Linked DNA regions of Homo sapiens: region 2 is linked to region 1. Evidence: chromatin loops called from intact Hi-C (ENCODE). Cell type or tissue: heart left ventricle. All regions are shown on one strand. Links, peaks and the distances in the headings refer to the core of each region. The heading gives the core; the rest is flanking DNA.

The links. Hi-C counts contacts between places; a loop is a spot of excess contacts. Peaks named below come from ENCODE experiments on the same cell type or tissue, not always from the same donor. Only the 100,000 strongest peaks of a DNase experiment are listed, where the experiment ranks them.
Region 2: a loop joins it to region 1, with 1.9 times the contacts of the local background. A loop is called at or near these places in 2 of 110 quality-filtered maps.

The regions. Positions count from the first base shown.
Region 1 is chr1:183,413,836-183,419,211 of GRCh38, reverse strand. NMNAT2 (nicotinamide nucleotide adenylyltransferase 2) reads left to right here and starts at 832. Exons shown (of 11, transcript NM_015039.4): 1 at 832-1,029. The coding sequence starts at 945. In heart left ventricle, for the core only: no CTCF peak of the experiment used is centred there; a DNase peak (open chromatin) is centred at 2,281; H3K4me3 peaks cover 1,613 bases; H3K27me3 peaks cover 2,875 bases.
Region 2 is chr1:183,344,803-183,350,178 of GRCh38, reverse strand. All of the region lies in intron 1 of NMNAT2 (nicotinamide nucleotide adenylyltransferase 2), which reads left to right. Among named protein-coding and RNA genes, the nearest start is that of NMNAT2, 71 kb to the left of the region's middle. In heart left ventricle, for the core only: no CTCF peak of the experiment used is centred there; no DNase peak of the experiment used is centred there; H3K27ac peaks cover 790 bases.

The sequences.
Region 1 (5,376 bases), core at 220-5,219:
CAAGCACTCGCCACCATGCCCGGCTAGTTTTTGTATTTGCTTTTTAGTAGAGACAGGGTTTCACCGTGCTGGCCAGGCTGGTCTCGAACTCCTGACCTCGTGATCCGCCCGCCTCGGCCTCCCAAAGTGCTGAGATTACAGGCATGAGCCACCGCACCCGGCGGATCCCCATAATTTTCTAATACAGTTTTAGTAACTCTGCCCCCTTCATGTTCTCTCAAACGGATAGCATTGCTTCGCCCACGAAAAGGATCAGTATTGCAGAGGAAGGGCTTAGATCACCCCTATCTCTCTGCAGCCAGCAGATCAAGATTTGGACTCAACTCAATAGTTTGGAATCATCAGATAAAGGAAAAAGGAAAAGCAGAAATGAATACTACTGAAATAAACAATGGTCATTTCTCACTTAAAATTTTGAGGAAGAGAGAAAGAAAAAATACCTTAAGATCAAACATTTTTTAACTTGGAGATGTTAGAGAAAGTAGGGGGGACAGAAAAATGTTAGAATGAGGAGGAAAACTGAATCAAGATGAGGCAAGAGGCAGAAAGAGCTCACACCATGCTGTGGGCTCTTGGTTCTGAGCTTGGATACCACGTCTTGCCTTCTGGATAAACTCTAAGGAAGACAGTGATGGAGTGAAGTGGGCTGGGGGCGATAGAGAGGATGGGGTGGGGCACCAGGCGAGAGATGCGAAGGAAGCCAGAACGAAAAGAGAGCGACCGAGGAGAGAAGAGAGCAGAGCAATACAAAAGCAGCCTCGGATCTAGCCGGAGCTGCAAGCGTTAAGGGGAGGCGGAGAGTGACGCGGTTTGCGTCTGGAGCGGCTCCTTGGAGTCCACAGCATCCACCGCCGGAGCCTCGCCTTCCTTTCTCCCTCTGCAGACACAACGAGACACAAAAAGAGAGGCAACCCCTAGACCACCGCGAAGGACCCATCTGCACCATGACCGAGACCACCAAGACCCACGTTATCTTGCTCGCCTGCGGCAGCTTCAATCCCATCACCAAAGGGCACATTCAGATGTTTGGTGAGTCCTCCCGCCCACCTCTGGAAGCCGCTTCCGCTCCTCTCCTTTCCCAGGCACCTGTGTTTTCCAGGGCGATCGAACGGGAAGGCGTGTGCCCCTTCGGAGGGGTGGGCCGGCTCATCCAGCTGGTGGAGGTCGGCCCCTTCATTTTGGACTCAGGGGAGGGTACGCAGACTGCGTTTCCGAGGCGTCACTTGCCGGGGCCAGACCCGGCTCGCAGGGGGCCAAAGGTGGGGGATGGGAGGGGACTAGAGATGAGTATCATTTGGGGCTGGGCAGGGGTTCGAGATACCAGAACTGGAGTGTGGCGGTGCGGTGGTTCGGCTACCAGGCTGGCGAAGACCGGGATGGGGGCAGAGGTTGGGGCGCCGAGTAGGGGAGGAAGGGGCTGGAGATAACGTGCTGTTTGTTTAGGATGGGCCGAAAGCTCGAAGGAGTTAAATCATGTATGTGCCTGGGATTCGCAAACACACTCGCGCCCGACACACCGGTGACAGGGGCTGGGGCTTCAAGATTAATTTCGGATTTGGCTGGTGATTCTGGGCGGCCCAGGGACCAGTGTTTGGGAATTGTGGGCCGTGTATTGCCCGCGCGAGGTGGATGCTGAGTGAATAGGGAGGGGGCCCTTTTCCGCCTAGGTTCGGCCTCAGGGACCCGCTGCCTAGGACGGGGAGGGGGCCGGGCGGAGGCTGCGGGAGGCCCTGCGCGAGCCGGAGCCGAAGGATCGGGGCCCAAGTTGGCTGAGGCTCTGCCCAGGGTGGCGATGGCACTCGGAAGGCTTGAGGCGTCTAGTGTGTGTACGAATGTGCGAATGACTGTGTGTGAGTATATGCGTGTGCGTGTTGGGGGGAGGGGACTTATCGCGCGTTTGTTTCTTAGAAGCTTTGGGGCGTGGAGTCAGAGAGAGCGAGCGGGGGCATCCGGCTGGCTGGTTCGGGGTCCAGCAGCGGTAGGGGAAAGGTGATCGATAGATGCCTATTGGAGGTCTCGCGCCACCGGTGGGAAGCCACGCGGCTTCGCAGCTGCTCGTAGGACTCAAAGGCGTGGGGCATGAGCGTTTAGACACGGAAAGAGGGACGCGGAGGTCACTTTAGAAGCAGGAATTGAGAAGTTAGAAGTTGGGGGTGCTTTTTCTTGAAACTGAGAGAAGCGAGGAGTAGGGAAAAGCGAGTGGGCTGGGATGGATGAGAGAGCGTGTGGGAGGCCCTGACCTGGCCCGCCAGCAAGGCGCTCTCCAGAGGCGGCGGTGCTGAAATGCAGGGCGCGCCGGAGCTGGATGCGGGCACACGTGTTTATCCGGAGCCTGAGGACTGCGCGAGCCCTCCTAGGGAGGTTTAGTGAAAACCACACCACAGCGGTAAAGACAGGGCGAGGTGGCTTAGGCTAAAAATATTCATCTTTAAACTTAAAAGGTGCGCTGAACTGGGCTCGCTTGTTAAAAACCTCATGGAAAGAATATAGAACTACTTTGAGCAAAGGGCAAATCGGGTAGGCATATCTACACGATAGAAGGAGGGAGGCTGAGAGATAGCCATCCCTTCTTCACCATTCCTTCAGCTTTCAAAAGTCTTTTATTAAGAACCAATGCCAACTTGCCTGTTAAATAAGGACTTCTGTTCCAGCATCAGGGTAGACAAGAGCATGTCATCAGTCTTCTAAGGACTATCAGTGCCCTAAGAACACTCCACTTTCACTTTCCTTTGATGCTGGTGTCTTCATCCCTTTCCTTCTTTTCCTGTCTGTCCATATGTCCTCTAGCACTTTATGTTGATGCGCTTTACTCCTCTCCCTTGACCAGGCAATGATGGGTTTTCCTTTGGAACCAAGAGAAAGGAGGAGTAGGGAAGAGCCATTGGGCTGGGGATGAAACTCTGTGGCTCTAAGAATCTTTGATGACCCAGCAGGTACTGCTCCTTTCTTCCTGAAGCTAGGAAATCCCAGTTGTTTTAGATTACAAGAGAAACAGATTTGGATTGAGAACCAAAGATTCTGTCTTGTAGCTGAAGATTCTTTGTTAACAGTAATAAAGGCTTTTGTTAAGCGAATGCTGACCTGCCAATTCTCCATGAGCTTCAAGGATAGACTATGTGGAAATAGACCTGAGTTGCAGTGGAAGGGTTTAGATATAGAAAGGTGAAAGGAGACTTTTGGCAGTAACGATTATTTACTTAGTATAAGAACTGAGGACCAGGGCAGAATGTGAACAAAGTCCTTTGCATGTCCATTAAAGTATAATTCAGAGAGTAATACAAAAAAAGGATATAATATGTTCACTCACTATGGCTTTAAGGAGTTTATTACCTAATGAAGAATTTAGCACATAAACAGGTGAAAATGAGGCAAGAATAAGAACACAAAATACACATTCAACTATTTTTGGTAGAATGTCTTATTGGAATCTTTGAGCTCTGGATAAATTTTATAATTTATTTTTGTAGAGCAGTTCTGGTTAACAAAGCCATTTCATCTATGTTATGTTACTTATTCCTGTTAAAAACCTTATAAGAAAAACATTATTACCCTTATTTTACAAATGAGAAACTGACAGAAGCCAAGTGACTTATGAACACACATGGAGAATGGGTGGCACTGAGACTTGAGCCTCATGTTCCTGATTCCTCTTGCAGAGGCCTTCATACTGCAACAAAGGCTGGAGGAAGTGCCCGCTCATCTTCTGACTGCATAATTCCATGAACACTCTATTTTCATGAACCATAAACTAAGAGAATTAAACTGGCCATCAACTAAGTGAGATTCATATATGTGCTTTTCCTTAAGATCTTTGTCTCATGTCTAAAGAAACCAGTTATTTATGAACTATTTCCTCCTTTTAAATTGCTTTAAAAATTTTCTCTGTGACAACACGGAAATAATTAATACAACTAAATTATCAAACTTTTGGCCAGGTGTGGTGGCTCACTCCTACAATCCCAGCACTTTGGGAGGTGAAGATGGACATTAACACATGAGCTCAGGAGTTTGAGACCAGACTTGGCAACATGGTGAAACCCCATCTCTACAAAAAATATAAAAATTAGCCAGGTATGGTGTTGCATGCCTGTAGTCCCAGCTACTGTGGAGGCTGAGGTGGGAGGATGGCTGAGGTGGAAGCCTGGGAGGCAGAGGTTGCAGTATGCCAAGATAGCACACTGCACTCTATTCTAGGTAATACAGCCAGACTCTGCCTTAAAAATTTTTTTTCAAGCTTTCTTTAAGGTGACTGAAATTTGTAATAATTTTTTTTTAAAAAACAGACACAAACAAGACTTTGAAATTAGGCATTTTAAATAGAGCTCCTATATCCTGAAATTCAATTTCTTATCAAAGGAAAAAGAGAGACTGTAAACAAAAAGAGAAGTGACATTCAAAACTCACTCTTCATCTTTGTAAAGTAGCACTTGTACAATTCTCAATATTTGTAAATATTTTTAGAATGAACTTTTCTTTTACTCTGAAAGGGAAGTTGATATTATTTCTCCTATTTGAAACTATAGAAACATACAGGAAAAAATAGTATTTGTGAGAGATATTTGACACTTGTATACTCAACTGTAACTAAAATGCTTTCAGGGATGAGTAAAAGTTTTTGGCAAAGTAAACTCATAAATGAGTGATGTCATATCTCATGGGTCTGCCTCATTACATAAGAAGATAATGTGGAATTGGAAGTTTTAAAAAATGTAACTGCTTAGTTTTTAACTATGTAGAGATTATAATTTAATGTAGCTTTCTTTACATTTATAGCTATATTTGTCAATAAATCTACCACTGGGAAGTCAGAGAGCAAGTTTAAATAGAAAAGTAAGAAAGGACAGCTCAGATTATTTTGGCTATATAAACAAAAACAGAGGAATTGGGGAATTTCATCACAGCAGAAATATTTCTAGCTATTTTTTGTATTTTTTTCTATTTTAATTTGTAGATATAGGGTCTTGCTCTGTTGCCCAGGCTGTAGAGCAGCAGCAGGGTCATGGCTTCCTGCAGCCTCAAACTCCTGTTTCTGCTAGCTGCAGTTTAAATCCATGACTCCAAAAACTATTATCTTTTCACTGCGCTCTGATATTGTCTCCAAAAATTACCAAAGTCTAGCATCTTTCCTCCTTTTAAGCCAGTCAGAGGTCTAATGCCTGACAGAGAGGAATAACCAGGTTGCAAGGAGTCATTCATTCAGGTCGGGTGGTTAATATCAGGGAGAGCTTTCTGAAATAAGCTTCAGTGAGAACAATTGGAATTGGAAACTTATGGCAGCCGCTGTTTTTGAAAATTAATATTTCTAGGCCGGGCGCGGTGGCTCATGCCTGTAATCCCAGCACTTTGGGAGGCCGAGGCGGGCGGATCACGAGGTCA
Region 2 (5,376 bases), core at 274-5,273, 69 kb after region 1:
ACTTACCACCCTCTACAGTGATCCCCTTGGAAGATGAGCTCCATGAGGGCAGGGATTGTGTGTATCTTGTATATCTTCATATGCTCAGTGTTTGCACAATGTCTGGTGCACAGCAGGGTTTCAATGTATGAATGTGTGGGATAGTGGCCTGGTAGGGCAAGGTTACACAGCAAGTCCAGGACAGAGCCTAACTCTGGAGCCTCAGACTATATTCTGCCAGTCCAAGCAAGGGAATCCTGATTTCGGCCTGAGAGATGCATCTTCTAGCAAAGTCAACATCGGGATGGCTCCTGAGCTTTCCTTCTCAGAGGGGTGGGCTTCCTACTTCCCCCTCCCAGACTCCCAGTCTGCAAGGCCAAGATCCATTTCCAGGAGAAAATCAATATTTGATGTTCCCTTCCTTCCCCAGCATTGGTTCAGAGCTCTGGAAATCTCCTGCCCTCCTTACACCACGCAGATAGGAAATCTCTCCTTTGGCTTTTACCTTCTGGGCCCAGGCCACCCACTGCTGCCGTGGATTTTAGCCATATTATTTTCTGCTGCTCTGAGTGCCAACAGCACACTCAGCACTAGACACAAACATGCAAAGACGCAGCTCTTGCCTGCCCCAAAGGCTTGCTGGGTAAGTTAAACAGACTGTAAAATGCAGACTTCAAATATGCCAGAGGCAAAGGCATTTAAAATTCTCAGCGGGGGCTGGAAAGAGAACGCTTTTAAAGTCTTTTCATTTCTCCCTCTTCCTTTGCCTTCAGCATCGAGCTGCCTGTGAGTTGTCCTGCCTCTTCTGTCTATGACCATTTAAGGATGACTGGTCCTTTTGTGAGCAGGCAAAGGCTTTGAGATGTTGGCTGTGAATGTGGACAGCTCTTCCCAGGCTGCCTGAAAGAGCGGAGGCAGCTAAACTTGGCAACAAATATTTCCAAGCCTGCTTTCCATTCCATCATGCAGAATGGTGTTATTAAATTGATGATTCAGGATCTCAAACCAGCAGAGCTCTGTCCTTTGGGAGAAACATAATCCATATGACAGGTTTCACCAGGGCTATTTCTGAATACCAGAAACCAGTGCCTAGGACAGTGTAGATCAGAGAGCAGGTGAGCTGGGTGCTTTGGGATCAGAAGCCACCTGGGCCAGAGTTTTGCAGGTAACACTCTGCAGTGGACATGCCTGGGTCAACCTGGTGCACCGAGTCCATGCTGTGTTCACTTTGGTGTCCTTTTCTCCTGACAAAGACTTAACCTGGTGCCATATCTCTCCTAAGCAATGTGAGGAGACACTACCTTGACTTCCAAGGATTTGTATTCTGATCTTCTGGTGGGGATGTCATTTCAGGGAAGTTATGTTCACTGGCTAATGAAAGCATCAAGACTGAAATAGGGAACTCAGATCTCGCCAAAACACAAGATCTCCGAAAGCAGAATACCTTCCTTCCATCTGGAATGTGTGGCAGGATGGAGTGAAGGAAAGAAGTTTTTGTTTTTGTTTCATTAAAGCAAAGGGATCCTACTTGAAATGCCCCTTATTGTGCAAGTATCAGGAAAGAACTTTTGTTCCAGCAAATCTCCAAACACTGGGCTGCAAGGCTGGTCTGATGTATTATGCAAAAATGTTTACATTTTCTCCATCATTCCCCCACACCCCCAATCTCCTTCTCTGATTTTTTGACTGAGAAAAGGGTCTTAGGAACAAAGAACATAAATATTTTGGTGAATCTAATATTGGATTAGATTTTGCTTGGTGCAGTTCCTTATATACAGGGGAGCTCAATGGATGGGTTTTGATGGTGAGGGAGATAGAAATGATTTAATAGCAACTCACTCAGCATTCCCAGAATAAATTACTTCTATTCCCAGTATGGTCTGTGTGTGCACTTACATACTCATGCTTGTGGACACGTGCACGCACGCACAGCTTAAGAGCAAACAAGCCATGTTGCTTATTCAAGGGACCAGAAAAAAAAAACCTCTAAAAGATGCCTTTGCTGGGTTGACTGTTTTAACTAAAATTCATGTCAAATTGAAAAGGAGAGTATCACATATCTCAACGTATCACCCATGTTGAGAAAATAAAAGAGCAGGGCATTTTATATATAGGTCCTGTCTTTTAAAGGAAGGCAGTCAAAGACAGATCTTTCTAAATGAATGGGAGGGGTTGGGGGAGTGGTATGGGAATGGGGGAGGTATATCAGGAATCTCCTTGGGGTTACCTTTTAGTGGACATGTCCCCATTTGTTCAACCCTCCCAGCGCAAGTAGTCATTGAAGGGAACTGAGTTTCTAAGGAGGACATGTGCTCACTCAGAGTGTTGGCATGAATAAAAAGGGCTGAAGTCAACTGGTCTAAAAGTGTGATGACTAGGGGCCATCTAACACCAGGAGAGTGGTAGCACTCAAGAAAAAACAGTTTCCATTCAAAGATCTGGGACTGAATGGGAGCCCCTGCTATATGCTGCACAGCTGTTACTGCATTTCAAAAAAACAGTGCTCCTGCAGTCACTTATAGACTCAGAGGTGTTTTTAAATAATTCCTATGTCCAGTGCTGAGGGCTTTAAAAACACAAGGGTAGTATTGTACTAATAACAGCAAACACTTTTAGAGTGCTTACTGTGTGTCCGGCACTTTCCCAAGCTTTTTCCATATAATAATGTACTTAATCTAACTTAATCCTCTCAACAGTCCCATGAGGGAGGTACTATTATTATTATTATCATCATCATTTTTAGAGAGATAGGGTCTTGCTCTGTCACCCAGACTGGAGTGCGGTGGTACGATCATGACTTACTGCAGCCACGACCTCCTGGGCTCAAGTGATTCTCCTCTCTCACCCTCTTGAGTAGCTGGGACTACAGGCATGCACCACCATGCCCAGCTAATGTTTCTATTTTTTTTGTAGAGATGGCATCTCACTATATTGCCCAGGCTGGTCTCAAACTCCTGGCCTCAAGCAATCCTCTAGCCTCGGCCTCCAAAATGCTGGGATTACAGGCGTGAACCGCAGTGCCCAGCTGGGAGGTACTATCATTATCCCCTTTCACAGATTATGAGCCAGGAGTTTGTTCTCTATAGTAGTGATGGAATACTCACAGAAGAAAGTGACTAAGTGTCAGAGAAGATACAAAGGAAATGCAATAGCTGTTTATAGGGAGGAAAAGTGAGTTCCCACCCAGAAGGTCAAGGAAGGCTTCATGGAGGAGGTGGAATCTGAGTGGGTCTTGAAGAGTAGGGTGGGTTTCTATGTGTTTGCTCTTTTTTTTGCTTTGTCATAGAAAGAAAAGGGGTGAGAAATGACTATAATGGGGTAAAAATGGGGTGTAGGGCTGTTCAGGCTGTCAAAAGTCAAAATTACACAAATTTAATTTAAAGATCTCAATTGGCATTTATTTGTGATTCTAGAATCAGGCAACACCTCGTTCTGTGAAACAGAATGAGTGTTCCGATGAGCTGAGCAGAGGAAATTGGTTTCACAGACAAAAAAGGGCTGAGGACAGCAGAAACAGAAAACAAAAAGAAGGTTGGTCGTTTCAAAGTTACTTCCCTGTAAAGGTTAAAGCAGAGGAGACTTCCTTATCATGCCTGCTAAAACCGCCCTGTTTGGGGACTCGGCAATTATCTCTGTCTCCTGATTTCTTGGAAGGTCAGATCAACAGCTTAGTTTTGTCTTGGTGATGTGGAACTTCAGCACGAGGGGCTCCATTTTGGTATGGTCTGTTGTGCCTCGTGCAGAAGCTCAGTCCCAACCAGTGGCCATTTATAAATGTTAATTAACAAGGCAGAGGGCAGTAAGAGCAGAGATACGGAGGTTGTGGGTCACTGGGGATGACAACATGTTGGTTATGGCTGGGAAATCGAAGAGCAAGAGGCTGGAAGGGTGGAGGAAAGGCAAGTAAAGGTAAATTCGGAGTTTGGACTGATTTGTGTTGACCCTGAAGGTGAGATCAGGGGTGCTCAGTCTGGTAGCAGTGGGAATGATGGAACTGAGAGAAAGAACCCTGGAGGCCATCACAGAGATGGACTACTAATAAACAGTCCAGCTGAAAGGCGAGGAGAACCCAGCAGCAGTAGAATTGGAGCTGGGAATCAGGGGACAGATGTGAGGGGTGACAAATTATTAGATGTGGGGGGATATATTCGTTCATTTCCTGCTGCTTATAACACAGTACCTGAAACTGGGTAATTTATAAAGAAAAGGATGTTAGCCTGGCTCAATGGCTCACGACTGTAATCCCAGCACTTTGGGAGGCCGAGGCAGGCAGATCACGAGGTCAGGAGATCGAGACCATCCTGGCGAACACGGTGAGACCCTGTCTCTACTAAAAATACAAAAAATTAGCCGGGCATGGTGGCGGGTGCCTGTAGTCCCAGCTACTCGGGAGGCTGAGGCAGGAGAATGGCGTGAACCCGGGAGGCGGAGCTTGCAGTGAGCCGAGATCGCGCCACTGCGCTCCAGCCTGGGCAACAGTGTGAGACTCCGTCTCAAAAAAAAAAAAAAAAGAAAAGGATATTATTTCTTGTAGTTATGAAAGCTGAGAAGTCCCAGGTCGAGGGGCCGCATCTGACAAGGGCCTTCCTGCTGGGGGGCCTCTGTGAAGAGTCCCAAGATAGCACAGGGTATTACATGGTGGGAGGGCCAATGAGGTCTCTCAGGTCTCTCTTCCCCTTCTTATAAAGCCACCAGTTCTACTCCCATCATAACCCATTAATTCACCAATTCACTAATCCCCTAATCCAGGAATGGATTAATCCATTCATGAGAGCAGAGCCCTCATGACCTAAGCACCTCTTAAAGGCTTCACCTCTCAATACTGCCACATTAGGGATTAAGTTTCCTTTTTTTGGGTAATAATTTCTTATTTTTACTGAGGTAAAATATACATATATAATTTACCATGGGGATTGAATTTCAACATAATTTTGGAGGGGTCAAATATTCAACCACAGTGGGGGAGAAGGTAGTGGATGAAAAGAGTCAAAGATGACTTCAAGGCTTAATAACTTGAAGAAGTAGGTGATGTTAGTAGAAGCAAGTCAGCTAGGGGGAGACAAGGTGGGGTGGGGGAGGAGAAGAGAAGATTGTATATTAGCGGTGTCATTTTAGTTTACAATATGATGTCCAGAGGGAGATTTACAACAGGTGGAATGAGGAGATGGGGTCCTTGGAAGAGCAGTTGGGATTGGAGATGACAACTTTTTACAATCCTTCTCCCCGCTGTGGCTCTGAACTAGTGAAGGACAGACACAGAGCAGCTGGGGAATTGGCCCCCGGATGGGGAGGAAGCCCTGCCGGGGAGACTGGTTTGTGCTCAATCTAAGCTACATCATCACTAACTATGTGGTAGTGGAAAAGATGCTCTACCTTTCTCAGCTTCTGGTCTCACAT